2 separate regions of the Homo sapiens genome follow, and region 2 is linked to region 1. Evidence: read pairs that join two places in POLR2A ChIA-PET (ENCODE). Cell type or tissue: GM12878. All regions are shown on one strand. Links, peaks and the distances in the headings refer to the core of each region. The heading gives the core; the rest is flanking DNA.

The links. ChIA-PET counts read pairs that join two places held together with the same protein. Peaks named below come from ENCODE experiments on the same cell type or tissue, not always from the same donor. Only the 100,000 strongest peaks of a DNase experiment are listed, where the experiment ranks them.
Region 2: POLR2A ChIA-PET joins it to region 1 with 6 read pairs; 4 of 35 experiments call an interaction of 5 or more read pairs at or near these places.

Annotation. Positions count from the first base shown.
Region 1 is chr1:149,994,158-150,003,520 of GRCh38, forward strand. The region is part of intron 1 of OTUD7B (OTU deubiquitinase 7B); the gene reads right to left. Among named protein-coding and RNA genes, the nearest start is that of OTUD7B, 12 kb to the right of the region's middle. In GM12878, for the core only: no CTCF peak of the experiment used is centred there; DNase peaks (open chromatin) are centred at 1,844 and 3,624; H3K4me3 peaks cover 1,284 bases; H3K27ac peaks cover 1,118 bases.
Region 2 is chr1:150,094,240-150,103,602 of GRCh38, forward strand. All of the region lies in intron 13 of VPS45 (vacuolar protein sorting 45 homolog), which reads left to right. Among named protein-coding and RNA genes, the nearest start is that of VPS45, 31 kb to the left of the region's middle. In GM12878, for the core only: no CTCF peak of the experiment used is centred there; no DNase peak of the experiment used is centred there.

The DNA.
Region 1 (9,363 bases), core at 1,730-6,729:
AGTGGTGGTGGTGATAACAAGTGCTAACTTTGCAGTTCATAAAATACTTTCAAATGTATTATTACCTCATTCACTGAAAAAAATGAAGAGGGGATAAAAGGAAATATCATAGGCAATTATCTCAAACATCAAAAACAAAACCCAGCCGGGCGCAGTGGCTCACGCCTATAATCCCAGCACTTTGGGAGGCTGAGGTGGGCGGATCACGAGGTCAAGAGATCGAGACCATCCTGGCCAACATGTTGAAACCCCGTCTCTACTAAAAATACAAAAATTAGGTAGGTGTGGTGGCATGCGCCTGTAAACCCAGCTACTTGGGAGGCTGAGGCAGGAGAATCGCTTGAACCTGGGAGGCGGAGGTCAGGTTGCAGTGAGCTGAGATCACACCACTGCACTCCAGCCTGGTGACAGAGCAAGACTCCATCTCAAAAAAAAAAAAAAAAAAAAAACCCAATTTTTTGTTTTTTTAAGAGACAAGAGTCTTGCTCTATTAACCAGGCTGGAGCGCAGTGGCACGATCATAGCTCACTGTAACCTCAAACTCCTGGGCTCAGGCAGTCCTCTTGCCTTAGCCTCCTGAGTAGCTAGGACTACCGGCGAATGCCACCATGCCTGGCTAATCAAACCCAATTTAACTGGAATTGAAGAGCAAGCATTTTCAATTCAAGAAGTTATTTCTATCAAAAAAGCATTGGACTGACTCTAGCAATGCAAACATCACAGAAAAAATTTCCCTGTAAATTATCCCCTTAAATGCTAGGTCTAATTGATTCAGTGTATAAATGTTAAGATTACAGTCTCAGCAAGAATTTGACACTATAAATCTTTGTTTACCTCAATCTTTTTCCCAAATGCTTTACCCACAGTTAAATACTTAATAAATATTCTTCTACAGAAGGAATACTAACAATAAAGAAGCTGCTCTAGAAAGACAAACTGACAACATTTAGCATTCAAGGACCTTTTGAAGATTTAACGTTTATTGTGCACCTAATCCAAGTACCATGCATTACTTGTGGGTTAGATACATCCACATAAATCATCTCGCTAACCTCATCAACTATGCCCAGATACTCCTGGATCCCCAATACTAAATTGATTAGCTTTCCAATACCAGACAGTTCTAATACTGGCAACCTTGGCCGGGCGCAGTGGCTCATGCCTGTAATCCCAGCACTTTGGAAGGCTGAGCAGGTGGATCACTTGAGGTCAGGAGTTAGAGACTAGCCTGGCCAACATGGGGAAACCCTGTCTCTACTAAAAATACAAAAATTAGCCAGGCATGGTAGTGCGTGCCTGTAATCCCAACTACTAGGAAGGCTGAGCCAGGGGAATCGCTTGAACCTGGGAGGCAGGGGTTGCAGTGAGCCAAGATCGTGCCACTGCACTCCAGCCTGGGTGACAAAGCAAACCTCCACCTCAAAAAAACAAAACAAAACAAAAAAAAACACTGGCAACCTTGATCCCACCTAATTAATCCTTAGAACTTAACTGGAACTCAATTCCTACTGGAACTCAGCTACTCGCTCTAAGTCTTCAGCATTTTTTTTATGCTTTCTACGAGATAATGCTCAAAATAAATCCTTGCACCTGTTCTGAAGATGCTAACTCCAGAGTAAAGACCACACATCCCAGGTATGGCACACGGTAATAGTGGCCGTAATCTAAAACAAGTCCTCTCTTAGATAGCACAAGCTAAAGAATAAACCTAGAATGCTAACAAAACTGAATTTCAGCTGGGCAAAAGACATTGGATCTTGGTATTGTTTCCAACCTCAAAACTCTTTTCTAGTCCTCTGAATACAGAAAGCTTTTTCTATTTGAATGAATTGAGCAGGCAAGTTTGACTCAAGAGTCCCTACCTGCATACTCATCAGAGAGAACTGAGGGAAAACAAAAAAAATTCCAACTCGCATGACCACATTACAATGTTAACAACACATTACTCACCATTGTGCTACAAGAAAGAACCTGCAAGCAGGCACGAACTTTCAGGAAGCCAAAAAGAAACAAGCAAACAACATTCTCCTAGTTCTCAAAGCACAAACTCATTCAAATGCCAAAGCAGGTCACACTGTCCAGTTTATACCCAGGTACAAGTGAGTGGAGAGGGAGAAGGGAGAGGCAAGGGGAAGAGAGGAAAAGCATTATTGTGCAAGTATGCTTTTCAGCACCAAGACACATTTCTTTCTTGGATTCATCAAGACCATTTTTAACAACAACAACAAAAAAAACTGGGGTTCCACCTATTTTTATGCCTTTATATATTCACAGAGAACATCCAATATATGTAAACAGTGGCATAATGTAACAATGGTTGCAGACATTCCTTTTGGAATCCGTTAGAGCTATATCTAAATCCTACCTGTTACTTTCTTGATTTGTGACCTTGGGTAAATTATTTAACGTCTCTATTGCTTAGCAGATACTTCATCTGACATTCACTATAGCATCCTCAGGACCTTAAACAGTGCCTAAATCACACTAATACATACTTTGAATGAATTAATCTGTAAGGTTGCATAACAGTATCTATTTTATGGCATTGCTATGAGTATAAATGAGGTGTTATATAAAATGTTTAGTATAACTCAGGCTAGGATCTTGCTACTAAAGAGTAAAGTTTTCTTCCCTTTATTCTCCAGCCAGGTCAGAAGTTATGACAGACGAGCTGTGGCCACGAATAAGATAGGATAAGCATGGAAGAAGCCAAGCATTAGAAGATGTTTATTACTATCATCATGGGCCATACCTAGGATGACTGGTGCTTATTCTGGAGTTAGAAGCTTAATAACAGGCACAAGGATTTCTTGTGAGCATTACCTAGCAGAAAACATTTAAAAATGCTTAAAACTGTGACAGCAAGGAGCTGAGTTCCAGGAAGCAGCTGAGTTCCTAGTCAAAAAATCCGAGAATATTTAGTCTTGGCAGACGAAATTAAATAACAGTGCCAGTCCCTTACGGTAGGTGCATAACAAGTGTTAGCTGATTCAGAAAATTGTATTTTCAATCCTCAAGTATCTGTTATCACATAGATAAAAGTCTGGCAAAAGAAGAAAACAAGAAAAGGGGTAGGAACGAGTCACATCTTAAATATGCCTGACTATGTATTTTAAAAGCAAATACAAAAGATCTAAGGCTATTCAACGCTGTAAAAAATCTCCTATTAGCAAAAATACTCAATTGATTTATAGTATTTACTCTCCCTTTCAGGTAATAAGATCTATGTCAGTAAATTGTTTTTAACTGCTGACAGGGTAAATAAGTCTCAAAGATTTGGGTCTAAAGCTCTCTTCCTTTTACTAAAAAAAAGACTAATGGGCCTTTGAGGCTACTTCACCCACAGCTTTCAACTCAAGCAAGCCTACCTTCTTGCAGGGAGAGTGGGGGGACACTAATTGTATCTTCAAATTGGGAGTCAGAGAGACTATGCACTTAAATCCAAAATCTAAAGAAATCTTTCCCCTTGAATATGACGAATTGAATCTCAGAAGATAGCTCTAAGAAACCCAGGCCACTATTGCATTAAGAGCCTGATAGACTAAGTACACACATTTTGTGTCTAAATATAAGGAAAACCCATACGGAACTGAAACAGCTTGTGGTTAAACCTCACCATAATGTGGTCTTCAACTTCCCATTTTGTTTTCCAGGCATTGTTCTGTTTTTAACCACTTGACCCATCTCTTCTCAAGCAATGTGATCTAGTAGAAAGAGCACTAAACAACAATCAAAAGAACGGACGATACACACCAAGTCCTACTACTTACTAGGCATGCAAACATAAACCAGTTACTTAAACCCTGAATTCAGTATCCACTGAGAATGCTGAGCCAGACTCAGTACCTTTCAAAGCTGTCTACCAAGGTACCCCACTTCGGAGAGGCATCAGAAACCCACCAAACCCAGCTCTCCTTATTGCTATTACCCAGACTGAAAATGTGTGATCATTCTTACCTAACCTTTTTCACGATAATCAGTTACCAAATTCCCCTTATCTCTCTTCAAATTACTCAAATCTCTCCCCCTTTCTGCATTACCATTACCCTTGTAGACAGTCTTTTTCCTGGACTATTATAACAGTCCTCTAACTGGTATCCTTTCCTCTATTTTATACCACAAGGCTGAATCAGTTTTCCTAAAATACTAATTCATACAATACAATTCCCTACTCAGAGATTTTTCAGTATAAGTATAAAAACCAAATTCCTTTGGCTGAGATTTAAGTCTCACTCCAATTTATCTAACTCTCTAACTTTACTAACTTTACTGATCTTATTGCCCTCCTAGGTAAAACACTGTGCTACAAACTACTTTTCCTGCCCCCAAAACAAGGTGAGCTCAGCTCACTGGTTCTCCACCTTGAATGTTTCCCCGCTATATTTCTCTCTTCTCTAAGGTCTAGATTACCATAAAGGTAAAACTTTTCCCTATCTATTCCCTTTAAACTTCTATATAGCTATGTAACTGTACTCCTCACTTGGTACTTAGTACCTTGGACTTGTATTACTATTTATCTATTTATGCAAATATTCAGTGTTCACAAATAATTAGTGAGTTCTTAATGACTTTGACTGTTTCTATAATATACTGGAAGCCTAACTTTTCAGAGAACAGATATCCAATAAACTGTTGACAGTAACTACTACCTTAGACAAGTCATTTAAATTTTCTGGGTCTCATTTTCCTCACCTAGAAAATGACAATATGTAAATCTCTTTTCAGTTCTAAAATGCTATATGATATTAGATATACTGCTACATAGCCTGTATTTGTTTCTCACATTTTTTTTCTTTATATGCATTTATCTGTATGTAACCATGTCCTATGTAACCCAGAATATAAATTCCCAAGGGGCCAGTTCTCCTCCTGCTTATTTATTTACTGGGTAACTCCTCCTTGGCATCTCCTTAGTGCATTGTCCCCAGATTCCAGTGCACAGCCAAGTGTTCGGTGGAAAGGAATTTGTAGTTTCAATCAAGCAGCAAACATCAAGGGAAATTTGCACAGATGATTTAAATCTCAATTTTCATAATGAACTAGTATATTATACAAAATTACAAAGATGTGAGAAAGAAGGAACTTAAAGTTGTTAAAATGACAGGACACCTTGTGCCAAATAGCCAGGAATTTATTTTAGGCAAGCAAAGAAGCTAGGACACAGAAACTCTTAAGTCTAACTCTCAAATTCTATTTTCAGAGTTCTAAGAAGGGGTATGGAAAGTCTCTATTCATGTCAGTAAACAACAGGGACCAAGTATTGTTCATGTCAGAGAATCCTGTCCCTTAGAACTGATAGAAATTTTCAGGAAATTGATGGTTTCATACTTAGCCAGGTGAGCTACCAGTTCAAGGGAGGCAAAAGCAGATGCTCACAATGGAACACATAAGAGGAGATAAGTTTCTAAAATATATTTTTGTTGGAGCTAGGCATGGTGGCACACACCTATAGTCCCAGCTACTCACAAGGCTGAGGTAGGAGGATGGCTTGAGCCCAGGAGTTCAAGACCAGCCTGGGCAACATAGTGAGACCCTGTCCCTAATAAATAAATAAACAAACTACATTTTTGTTAGTTAGCATCATTGTATTTTCCCACTGTCGTGTCTTAATTCTTCACATGCGACTACCTTCATGTAAATATCAATATTAATTAACACTAAAGCCTCAGAGGAATTCGCTCTTCCTTTTCTTTTGATGTTAGCTGTTAATGATTCAAAAGGCACTAGTAGACTAACTCATTTAAAATGACCCTGACTTTTCAAAGAACTATTTTAGAACACAGCACTGGCACTTTCAAAGCTGCATTCTATCTATAATATTCTCTAAGTAGGTATCTGTAGAGTGTAGCCTGGATACAACTTTGATTAGTTAATATAAAAGGCTTATAAAGAATTCTAAGCCAGTTGTGGGAAAGATTATATCCTGCTGGAGAAAAAAGAAAATCAGGAACGTTTTTGTGGAAGAGATAGTTTACACTGGGACTTTAAGAATGGGTAAGTTTAAAAACAAAACAAAACAAAACAGGGCAAGTGGGAGCTGGGCATGGTGGCTCACGCCTGTAATCCAACACTTTGGGAGACTGAGGCAGGCAGATCACTTGGGGTCAGGAGTTCGAGACCAGCCTGGCTAACATTAGGAAACCCTGTCTCTACTAAAAAATACAAAAATTAGCCGGGTGTGGTAGCGCGCACCTGTAGTCCCAGCTACTTGGGAGGCTGAGGCAGGACAATCACTTGAACGCTGGAGGTAGATATTGCAGTGAGCAAAGATGGCACCACTGCACTCCAGCCTGGGTGACGGAGCAAGACCCTGTCTTAAAAAAAGAAAACAAAAAACAAACAAACAAAAAAACAGGACAAGTGGGGAGGGCAATGGAGAAAACAGGTTTAAAATTTAGGTGACTGAATGAACTAGATCTACCTGTAGACACATCTGAAAAGCAATGTTGAGAAAAAAAGTTACAAAAGGATACATACATGATCCTATTTATGTAAAATTTCAAAACAAAACTGTATGTTGCCTATGAATACATATGTGGGACCAGGCATGGTGGCTCATGCCTGTAATCCCAGCACTTTAGGAGGCCAATGTGGGCAGATCACTTGAGGTCAGGAGTTCAAGACCAGCCTGGTCAATAGGGCAAAACTCCGTCTCTACTAAAAATACAAAAATTACCTGGGCACTGTGGCACGCACCTGTAATCCCAGCTGCTCGGGAGGCTGAGGCAAGAGAATCGCTTGAACCCGGGAGGCAGAGGTTGCAGTGAGCAGAGATCGTGCCACTGCACTCCAGCCTGGGTGACAGAGCAAGACTCCATCTCAAAAATAAATAAATAATAAATAAATAAATAAATAAAGATGTGGCGGGGCAGAGGAAGTATAAAACATGAAGGAATGAACACATCAATTCAGGCCAGTAGTCATTTCTTGAGAAAGAGGAAGGAGGAAAGGATGCAGGGTGGAACTTCAGCTATATCTATAACATTTAATATTTTAAAGGGAGTAAGACATCTAACAAATATGACAAAATGTTAATGTCCATCAAGTTGGGGTTGTAGACTCAAAATTGCCTGAGTTTTTCCCCTGAACTTTTCTAAATGTTTGAAATATCTCATTATGCAAAATTGTAAAATTAATAAAGGGCCAGGTGATTTGATGAATAGAGGAGTCAACACAAAAACAGTCAGGAGCAGAATGGTTTCCCAAAACTATAAGGAGATATCTGACTTGTTCAGTTTTAGACTGAAGAGGAGCCTTCACATCCCTCAAACAGCAGCGCTTAGAACAGGGTAGAGTGAGGACTGACAAAAATGGACAAGAAGGTTTATTGCCATCTCAAATCAGATAGCAGAGGGGAGTGAAAAACCACCTTCCCACATAATTTAAATGCTAGTGTAACCAAGTTATCTCCCCTAAAACAGCCAAGAAAGCTTCCAGTTACACAGGAATTCAGATAAGTACTCACTGTGAGTAGCTATTCTGTGCCTCCTTTCTACCCACCCCTTCCTTCTCCCAAATACTCACAAACAAAAACAAAATGTACCCTTGCCCACTTGAGAAAGAATTAAGACTTGGCAGCTCTGCTTAAGTGGACAGCTTCCAAACCAAGGCCCTTCTCTGGGGAAGATGCTGACAGAGCCCAGAGAAAAGAATTTAAAAATCACAACTCAGACAAGTTTTGAGGAAGGCCTATCAATGGAAGGTATCCATCCTTCCACACGTCCTTAAGTCCCAATTTCTCCCAGGGGAATCTAAGGACTTAGAGGATGCCCTCTACCCTGTTCTGTTCTCCTCCAGCAAAAGTGACTAAAACACAAAATCCAAACTCTCACTTAGCACTTTAAAACCAAACAATTTCCCTCCACAAAAATCCAATGAAAATGAAAATACAGGGAAGATGCAGAATCTGAGTATTTAATATTTTAAAGAGAGTAAGACATCTAAAACAAATATGACAAAATGTTAATGTCCATCAAATTTGGGATGTAGGCTCAAAATTGTTTCTGTTTGGGTTTTTTCCCTGAACTTTTCTAAATTTTGTTTAGATATTCTTTTTTTTTTAGATAAATATACTTTTAATCAGTGCCCAATTTATCATAGCTTATTTAACAAGTTTCAGTGGCACAAATAAAACTAAGTTTAAAAGAAAACAACTTAAAGGGAGCTTAGTGGCAGAGATAAAGACATGCAACAAAACAAATACCTTGACATTCTTCTACATCTGAATCACTACAGCTGAAAAATCCTAACACCTCATTCAGCCCAGTCCAGGGCACCGAACTGCCCCTCTTCCCAATGGTACTCTCAGGGAACATCTTTCTCAGTCAGACCTAGGAAAATACCTCTATTCACTTTGGACTGGTTAAAAAAAGACGGTAGAATGGAATGATGTTAAGTCCTTCTATCTGCTAGTACAATGCAATGTGGCAGAATGACACAAACACTGAAATGGGACTTGGGAGAGAAGAGAGAGGTGAATTCACCTTTATTAATCACCTAGTACATGCTGAAGACTGAATTCTAGACTAAGCTATCACAGAACCACTTCTGTGATCCTGAGTAAACCTCAGGTATTCTATTTGAAAATGAATGAGGAAAACTAAGAAAGCATCGCAGCCCCGCCAGTTGTCTGATTCCATGAATCTGTAAATATGATCACTCTCAATAAATGTGTTCAGTATAATGAAGTTATTGAAAGGAATTCTGCTTTCTCCATCTCCAATCCACCCTACACACCACTGACATAATCTTTCTAGGATGTGAAACGTATTAAATGGCTCCTGATATACTGCAGTATAAGATAAAGCTCCAGGCCGGGCGTGGTGGCTCTCGCCTGTAATCCCAGCACTTTGGGAGGCCGAGGCGGGCGGATCGCGAGGTCAGGAGATCAAGACCATCCTGGCTAACATGGTGAAACCCCGCCTCCACTAAAAATACAAAAAATTAGCCGGGCATGGTGGCGGGCGCCTGTAGTCCCAGCAACTCGGGAGGCTGAGGCAGGAGAATGGCGTGAACCCGGGAGGCGGAGCTTGCAGTGAGCTGAGATTGTGCCACTGCACTCCAGCCTGGGTGACAGAGCAAGACTCTGTCTCAAAAAAAAAAAAAAAAAGATAAAAACTCTGTATGATCCAGCGTTGCCTACCTCTTCAGCCTGCCCTCCATCCCATCCTCCAGCCATAATGATTAAGTAAAAGTTACCTGAAGAAGTCTGGCCTTCATTCCTTTAAGCTTTTGTTCATGGTATTTTCTCAGACTGGAATGTAATTCTTGTCATCTGTAGAGTATATCCTTAATTCATCTTTCAAGACTCAGCTCAAATGCTAACTCCTCAGGGAGGCTCTTTCCAACCTCAGCATGCCCAAG
Region 2 (9,363 bases), core at 1-5,000, 98 kb after region 1:
CATAAATTCTACCTAGTTAAAAATTATATATTTTTTTTGTTGGAACACATGTTATCTAAGGGGCTAACATATATACTTGAATCCTATTGGATAGATTAATGTGAAAATTTTACTGTTGACATAATTCTTCTATTATTTCAGTTAATAAACATCTAAGAGCCTTGGAAGTATAGTGTTTTATAAACATAATGAGATTCTGAATGAGAAAAATGTTTTGAGATACATAGGTGATTCTTTTATGTGATAAAGTGTATTTTTTCACTTTGTCCTTTAAAAAATTTTTTTCTGTAATTTGGTACAGAACAGAAAAAAAAATCATCTTTTAAAAGTCCAAGGTTGAGATGCAGAACATTTGGTGTTAAATTCAGAGAGTACACTCATTCAGATAAAATGTTTAAAGACCTTGGGATCAAGATTCAGAAATGTCAGCTAAGTGGGAAGAATGAACGCCAGCCCAAAGTTATGCACCTATCTGAGAGGCTTTTTAAAAAACAACTATTCTTGAGCTTTTGCATTAATGTGATAAATAAAAACATTTATTTGCTTATGAATTTTTATAAGAATTACTGAACAAGGAATTATTTATTACCAAAGGGAAACCACAGGCCACCGGAAGAATATACTGTATATGATCAGTACACAGCAGGAAACCTTTCTAATTTACATAATTCATTCCCACACAAAGCTCAAAATTATATTCCTTGAACAAAATGCACATTTATCAGTTGTCAACATCTGTTACCATTTGTCACTATAACCTAAGTATGCATATAGTTAATAATTCAGTTGCTTTGTCCTTTTACACAACAGATGTTGATTGAATGCTTTCAGTATGTTAAGAGCTGTTGTAGATGCTGGCGATATAGAAGTGACAGGAAAGACAAGGTACCCGCCCTCAAAGAACTTACATAGAGACAATGAGTAAACAAGTAAACAAATGAAGAATATAATTTTAATAAGTGCTATCCAGGAAATAAATAGGGTGATGAGCTTCAAAGTAATTGTAGGGGTGGGGAGGACTACTTTAGATGGAGAGAGAACCTCTCTGAGAGGTGATATTTAAGATGAGCTTTGAGTCATAAGAAAGAACCAGACCAGACACGGTGGCTCACGCCTGTAATCCCAACACTTTGGGCGGCCAAAGCGGGAGGATCACCTGAGGTCAGTAGTTTGAACCAGGCTGGCCAACATGGCAAAACCCTGTCTCTACTAAAACTACAAAAATTAGCCTGGCGTGGGTAGCAGGCGCCTGTAATCCCAGCTACTCAGGAGGCTGAGGTAGAAGAATCGCTTGAACCTGGGAGGCGGAGGTTGCAGTGAGCTGAAATTTGCACCGTTGCACTCGAGCCTGGGCAACAGAGTGAGACCCCATCTCAAAAAAAAAAAAGCAATCACACTATGATTAGGAGAGAAAGCATCCAAAGCAGAGGGAAACACCAGAGCAAAGGTCTTGAAGAAAGAGAGAATTTGGCAAGTTAATGGAACAGAAGGGAGCCCTGCTTGGCTGGAGCATAGTGAATAAGGAGGAAATAAGAGGTTGAAAGATAGGTAGGGTTGGATCACATCGGTTCTCGAAGACCCTAGTAAAGAGATTTTTTTTTAATGTCATAGGAAGCCATTGAAGAGTTAAGCATATGAGTAACATGAACTTAATTGTGTTTTAAAAGATATTTGTGGTAAGAATGGATTATTGAAGGCAAAAATAGAAGCAGAGAGACTACTGAGGAGATGAATGCAGTAGTCCAGGTGAGAAATGGAAGTGGTTTGGGTAGGAGGCTGAGAGAGAAGCCAGAATCAATAGTCATATTTAATGGCACAGATTTATGGAACAAGGGTAAGAGAGAAGTCAAGAATAACTCTCAGGCTTTGAGGAGAAACAGAGTTTTGTTGTTCAGTTGGAGATGTCTATTAGATAACAAGTAGAAATGTCACATATTGAGAGTTGACAAAAACATTAGTAATATTAAAACCTCTGGAAATGTTGAACTGCTCCAGATTAAACATGGAAAAGGCAACTAGTTGGGGAAATGGAAACAAGAGGAGAGTGTATTGGATCATGACAAAGGTATTGGTGAATGAATTGGAGATTTGATGAGGCCAAAGAATTATTACAGAAGAGTATTAGTACAGGTAAATTGGAAGTTGAGAGGTAGTTATTGGATAAAGATATTTTGAATTCAAGATTTCATAGGGGGTTCAGATACTTGTAACGAAGAAGTTTAGATTGTAAGCATGGATGTGGGTGGTTGTAGTGGGTAAAAGAAAAGATCAGGATTGGTAAGGAGACCAGGATGTTAGATGAGTAATCCACAGTGATGTTAAAGTCACTGACAATCTTGAAAAGAGAAGGAGAAAAAGGAGGACAAATAAGCCAGAGCTAAAGTCTTCATGGAATAAAAGTGACCAGGAAAGGAGGTCAGGAGAAAACGGTGCAGCTACATTATGAGCTTCTAAGATAGTGGAAATTTTGAAGGAAGAAGGCAAAGAAATGGTTACAAAACTACAGTGGGTGTCACAGAACATACCTATACCACCTCCTGGCCATGCCTAACAGAAGGAATACTGCAAAGGACTTGAAAATACTCTTATTTACCAATTCTACTTCTAAAAGCTTACTGTATAGATATTCCTGTGCAAGTACACAAAGATACTTAAGCCAGGATGTTCACTGAAGTAATAGCAAAAAAACTAGGAACAAGCTAAATATCTATTAATAGAGGGCTGGTTACCTAAACTACAGTACAATATTACGTATTCTTTTTTTTTTAAATGACATAACTCCTCACGGGTGATATGCAAAGCTTTTTAAGATATATTAGATAGAAAAGCAGGATGTTGTAACATTTCTTTCTTTTTTTTTTTTTTTGAGACAGAGTCTTGCTCTGTCACCCAGGCTGGAGTGCAGTGGTGCCATCTCGGCTCACTGCAATCCCCGCCTCCTGGGTTCAAGATTCTCCTGCCTCAGCCTCCTGAGTAGCTGGGATTACAGGTGCATGCCACCATGCCTGGCTAATTTTTGTATTTTTAGTAGAGATGGGGTCTCACCATGTTGGTCAGGCTGGTCTCGAACTCCTGACCTCGTGATCCGCCCGCCTCACCTCGTGATCCGCCCGCCTCGGCCTCCCAAAGTGCTGGGATTGCAGGCATGAGCCACTGTGCCCAGCCATAACATTTCTTTCAGGTAAAAAAACTGTATAATCCTGGGTGCAGTGGTTTATGCCTATAATCCCAGCACTTTGGGAGGCCGAGCGGGCAGATTCTTTGAGGTCAGGAGTTTGAGACCAGCCTGGCCAACATGGTGAAACCCTGTCTCTACTAAAAATGCAAAAATTAGCCAGGCGTGGTGGCATGCACCTGTAGTCCCAGCTACTCAGGAGGCTGAGTCAGGAGAATCGCTTGAACCAGGGAGGTGGAGGTTGCAGTGAGCCGAGATTATGCCATTACACACCAGCCTGGGTGATAGAGCAAGGCTCCGTCTCAAAACAAAACAAAACAAAACAAAAAAAGTGTACATGTATATAAATATGTGCTTGACTATACATATGTATGTATATTATATATATAATATATTTTCACAAGCACATATATGTATAAATACAGTAACTCTTTTTGTTTGTTTGTTTGTTTTTTTGAGACAGGGTCTGGCTCTGTAGCCCAGACTGGAGAGTGGTGGCGTGATTTCAGCTCACTGCAGCCTCCACCTTTTGGGCTTAAGCCATCCCACCTCATTCTCCTAAGTAGCTGGGGCTACAGGCACATGCCACAGTACCTAGCTAATTTTTGCATTTTTATAGAGACAAGGTTTTGCTATGTTGCCTAGGCTTGTCTCAAACTCCTGAGCTCAAGCAATCTGCCTGCCTCAGCCTCCCAAAGTGCTTGGATTACTGGCATGAGCCACCATGCCCTGCCTACAGTAATTATTTCTGAAAGAATAATCAAGAAGTTGTTAATAGTCGTTACCTCTGGATATTGAGACAGTAGTTAGTTACATATCTATCCTTCCTATTAGTTATTGTATTAGGTATTGTAATCTTGAAGTAAGTATTATGTTTTGTTAATCTTTGGGGTTTTCACAATGTTTAACACAGTGATTTACAAATAATAGGTGTTCAATAGATGTTTGGTAAATTCTATAGGCATCTCTTCTAGTTGATATGCCAATATTTATAGTTGGAAAATTTAAACCAGAGAATAAACTTAATTGATGCTATACAAAATTTAGATTTTTGAAGTTCATAAACAACCCTTTAAAACATTCTGGCTCTGTATTCACTTGGCCACACTATCAGCTCTAGCCACTTTCTTGGCCCTGTATTATCATATTGAAAAGAGTCCTTGATTATAGTGGTATTTATTATTATTTGTCTCATCATAATAGAAATTCTAGGTTTTATTGTTGCTATAATAATAGAAAATATCAAAGGAAATGTGGCAAGAACACAACTTTGCAAAACCAGAACACTGGTGGAAATTTTTTTAGCCCTTAGCTGTTAAATTAGTGTTTAAGCTGTTTGGCAGTATAGCTATATCCACAAATTGGATTTGATCATTCTGCAGATGGGATTCTTGCATACCCTATTTTTCAAGCTAATTTTTTTTTCTCACTCTAGAATTGCCTCTTGTCTCTGATAAAGGCAAGCAACTTTTTCATTTGGTGAGGAAATGGAGCTATATGATCATGCATTCCAGAATCAGTCAATTCAAAAAGGAAGTACTTTTCATGTTTATACAAATGTAGTAGAATCTTGTTGCTACAGCTTATTTTTTGTTTCTGTGAAGCAGCAGTCCTTTTTCATTGGCCTTTTTTCCTGCAGTAAATGCTCATAAGAACTGTACCATTTGTAAGTATGTTCAGAAATTACAATTTTAGCCATAAGTGTAATGCTCCACAAAATAGATAAAATGTTGCCTTTTGAAAGTTTGTGTTTCCATGTAACTTAACCACATATAGAAATAATGTTAAAAATTCTCAATAAGGTGGGCAATGTGTCTCATGCTTGTAATCCCAGCACTTTGGGAGGCTGAGGTGGGGCAGATCAGAGGTCGGGAGTTCAAAACTAGCCTGGCCAACATAGTGAAACCTTGTCTCTACTAAAAAAAAAAATACAAAAATTAGCCGGGTGTGGTGGCAGGCACAGTGGCAGATGCCTGCAGTCCCAGCTACTTGGGAGGCTGAGGTAGGAGAATTGGCTGAACCCGGGAGGCAAAGTTGTAGTGAGCCAAGATTGCGCCACTGCACTCCAGTCTGGGCGACAGAGTGAGACTCCATTAAAAAAAAAAACACCTCTCAACAAACTTGGTATTGAAGGAACATACCTCAAAATAATAAGAGCCATCTATTCCCAGTATTCTGGGAGGCCAAGGCGGGCGGATCATGAGGTCAGGAGATTGAGACCATCCTGGCTAACACGATAAAACCCTGTCTCTACTAAAAATACAAAAAATGAGCCAGGTGTGGTGTTGGGTGGCTGTAGTCCCGGCTACACGGGAGGCTGAGGCAGGAGAATGGCGTGAACCCAGGAGGTAGAGCTTGCAGTGAGCCAAAATCAAGCCACTGCTCTCCAGCCTGGGGGACAGAGCGAGACTCCGTCTCAAAAAAAAAAAAAAAAAAAGAGCCATCTATGACAAACCCACAGCCAACATCATACTGAATGGGCAAAAGCTGGAAGCATTCCCCTTGAAAACCAGCACAAGACAAGGATGCCCTCTCTCACCACTTCTATTCAACAGAGTATTGGAAGTCTTAGCCAGAGCAATCAGGCAAGAGATAGAAATAAAGTGCATCCAAACAGGAAAACAGGAAGTTAAACTGTTTTTAGACGACATGATTCTATATCTAGAAAACCCCATAGTCTCAGCTCAAAAGCTCCTTCAGCTGATAAACAACTTCAGCAAAGTTGCAGGATACAAGTCAATGTACAAAAATCACTAGCATTCCTATACAGCAACAACAACCAAGCTGAAAGCCAAATCAGAAAGCAATCCCATTCACAACTGCCACCAAAAAAATAAAATACCTAGGAATACAGCTAACCAGGAAGGTGAAAGAGCTCTACAGTGAGAATTACAAAACACTGTTCAAAGAAATTAGAGAAGCCACAAACAAATGGAAAACATCCCATGCTCATGGATAGGAAGAATCAATATCATTAAAATGGCTATACTGCCCAAAGCAGTTTACAGATTCAGTGCTATTCCTATCTAACTACCAATGACATTCTTCACAGAACTAGAAAAAATTATTTTAAAATTCATATGGAACCAAAAAAACGCCAAAATAGCCAAGGCAATCCTAAGCAAAAAGAACAAAGCTGGAAGAATCACGTTACCCAACTTCAAACTATACTACAAGGCTACAGTGACCAAAACAGCATGGTATGGGTACAAAAACAAGCACATAGACCAATGGAACAGAATAGAGAGCCCAGAAATAAGGCCTCACATCTATGACCATCTGATCTTTGACAAAGCTGATAAAAACAAGCAATGGGGAAAAGACTCATTCAATAAATGGTGCTGAAATAACTGACTAGCCATATGCAGAAGATTGAAGCTGGACCCCTTCCTTACACGGTATACAAAAATTTCAACTCAAGATTGATTAAAGACAAATGTAAAACCCAAAATTATAAAAACCCTGGAGGACAACCTAGGTAATACCATTCTGGACCTAGGAACAGGCTAAGATTTCATGACAAAAAAACTATGCATCTGAGAAAGGTCTAATATCCAGCATCTATAAAGAACTTAAACAAATTTACAAGAGAAAAACAACCTCATTAAAATGTGGAAGGCCGAGGCAGGTGGATCACCTAAGGTCAGGAATTCGAGACCACCTAGTCAACATGGTGAAACCCTGTCTCTACTAAAAATACAAAAAATTAGCCACGAGTGGTGGCTGGCACCTGTAATTGTGCCACGGGAGGCTGAGGCAGGAGAATCACTTGAACCTGGGGAGATGGAGGTTGCTGTGAGCCGAGATTGTGCCATTGCACACCAGCCTGGGCAACAAGAGCAAAACCCTGTCGCAAAAAAAAAAAAAAGTGGGCAAAGGACATGAACAGCTACTTCTCAAAAGAAGACATACGTGCAGCCAACAAGCATATGAAAAAAAACTCAGTATCACTGATCATTAGAGAAATGCAAATCAAAACTATGGTGAGATACCATCTCAACACCAGTCAGAATGGCTATTACTAAAAAGTCAAAAAATAGGCTGGGCATGGTGGTTCACGCCTGTAATCCCAGCACTTTGGGAGGCCGAGGTGGGCGGATCACAAGATCAGGAGTTCGAGACCAGCCTGGCCAACATGGTGAAACCCCTTCTCTACTAAAAATACAAAAATTAGCCAGGCCTGGTGGCGCGTGCCTGTAATCTCAGCTACTCGGGAGGCAGAGGCAGGAGAATGGCTTGAACCCGGGAGGCAAAGGTTGCAGTGAGCTGAGATCGCATCATTGCACTCCAGCTCTGGGCGACAGAGCAAGACTCCACCTTGAAAAAAAAAAAAGTCAAAAATAACAGAACCTGGCGAGGCTGCAGAGAAAAGGGAACACTTGTATGCTGTTGGTGGGAGTGTAAATTAGTTCAACCATTGTGGAAAGCAGTATGGCAGTTCCTCAAAGATTTAAAAACAGAACTACCATTTGACCTAGCAATCCCATTACTGGGTATATACCCAGAGGAATATAACTCATTCTACCATAAAAACACATGCAGCTGGACACGGTGGCTCACGCCTGTAATCCCAGCACTTTGGGAGGCTGAGGCAGGTGGATCACCTGAGGTCAGTAGTTCGAGACCAGCCTGGCCAACATGGTGAAACCTCGTCTCTACTAAAAAATAAAAAAATTAGCCAGGCATGGTGGCAGGTGCCTGTAATCCCAGCTACTCGGGAGGCTAAGGCAGCAGAATCACTTGAACCCGGGAGGTGGAGATTGTGATGAGCCGAGATTGCTCCACTGCACTCCAGCCTGGGCGACAGAGTGAGACTCCGTCAAAAAAAAAAAAAAAAAAACAAACACATGCATGGCCAGGTTGGGTGGCTCATGCCTGTAATCCCAGCACTTCGGGAGGCCGAAGTGGGTGGATCATCTGAGGTCAGGAGTTCAAGACCAGCCTGACCAACATAATGAAACCTCATCTCTACTAAAAATACAAAATTAGCGGAGCATGTTGGTGCATGCCTGTAATCTCAGCTGCTTGGGAGGCTGAGGCAGGAGGACTGCTTGAACCTGGGAGGCAGAGGTTGTGGTGACCCAAGATTGTGCCCTTGCATTCCAGCCTGGGCAATGAACGAAACTCTGTCTCAAAAAAAAAAAAAGACACGTGCACACAAATGTTCATTGCAGCACTTTTCACAATAGTTAAGACACGGAATCAACCTAAATGCCCACCAATGACAGACTGGATAAGGAAAATGTACATATACACCATGGAATGTTAGGCAGCCATAAAAAAATGAGATTATGCCTTTTGTGGGAACATGGATGGAGCTGGAGGCTATCACCCTTAGTAAACTAATGCAGGAAGAGAAAACCAAATACTGCATGTTCTCACTTACAAGTTGGAGCTAAATGATAAGAACTCAGGAACACAGAAGGAAACAGCAGACACTGGGGTCTACTTGAGCAGGAAGGGTCAAAGGAGGGAGAGGAACAGAAAAGATAACTATTGGGTCCTGAGCTTAATAACTGGGTGATGTAATAATATGTATGACAAACCGCCGTGACACATGCTTATGTAACAAACCTTCACATGTACCCCCAAACTTAAGTTAAAAATTTTTAAAAAGAAATAATGATTTCCAGATATCCTATATATTTTTTTTTATTTTTAACAAAATAAGATATTATCCTTGATTATCCTTGTATATCTCTATACAGCATGAGCTAGCTGCTGTTTTCTAATGTTTGCTGTCTGCATTAATTAATGCTTTGGTTGCTATGGTGAATTACAAAGCACAGGAAGATGCATACAAAGAATTGAACTTGTGTATTCCACTTAGCTTCAACCATCATATGGAAAAGATTTGCTATGTGTTTTACCATTGGCCTCATCAGAACATCTACTTTTAAAATTTACTGGGAAAAGGAATGAAAAGGAAAAATGTCAGGGGTATTTAAACATTGTTTTTCATAGACGTTCTTCCTTAAGTCAGCTTGAATAAGTAGTAGGAGGAGGCTCAGGAAAACATTTATTAATGTTTTCATAACCAAATGTGACATAGTCATCTTTGCGAGGTACACAATTGAGCCAAGCTCTAAGAGCCTATCCCTGTATCTAGGTTTTGTCCTTACATGTATATAACCTACACCCACAGTTTACCATCCGTGACATTTTCTTTCCTCTCCAGTAGTACAAAA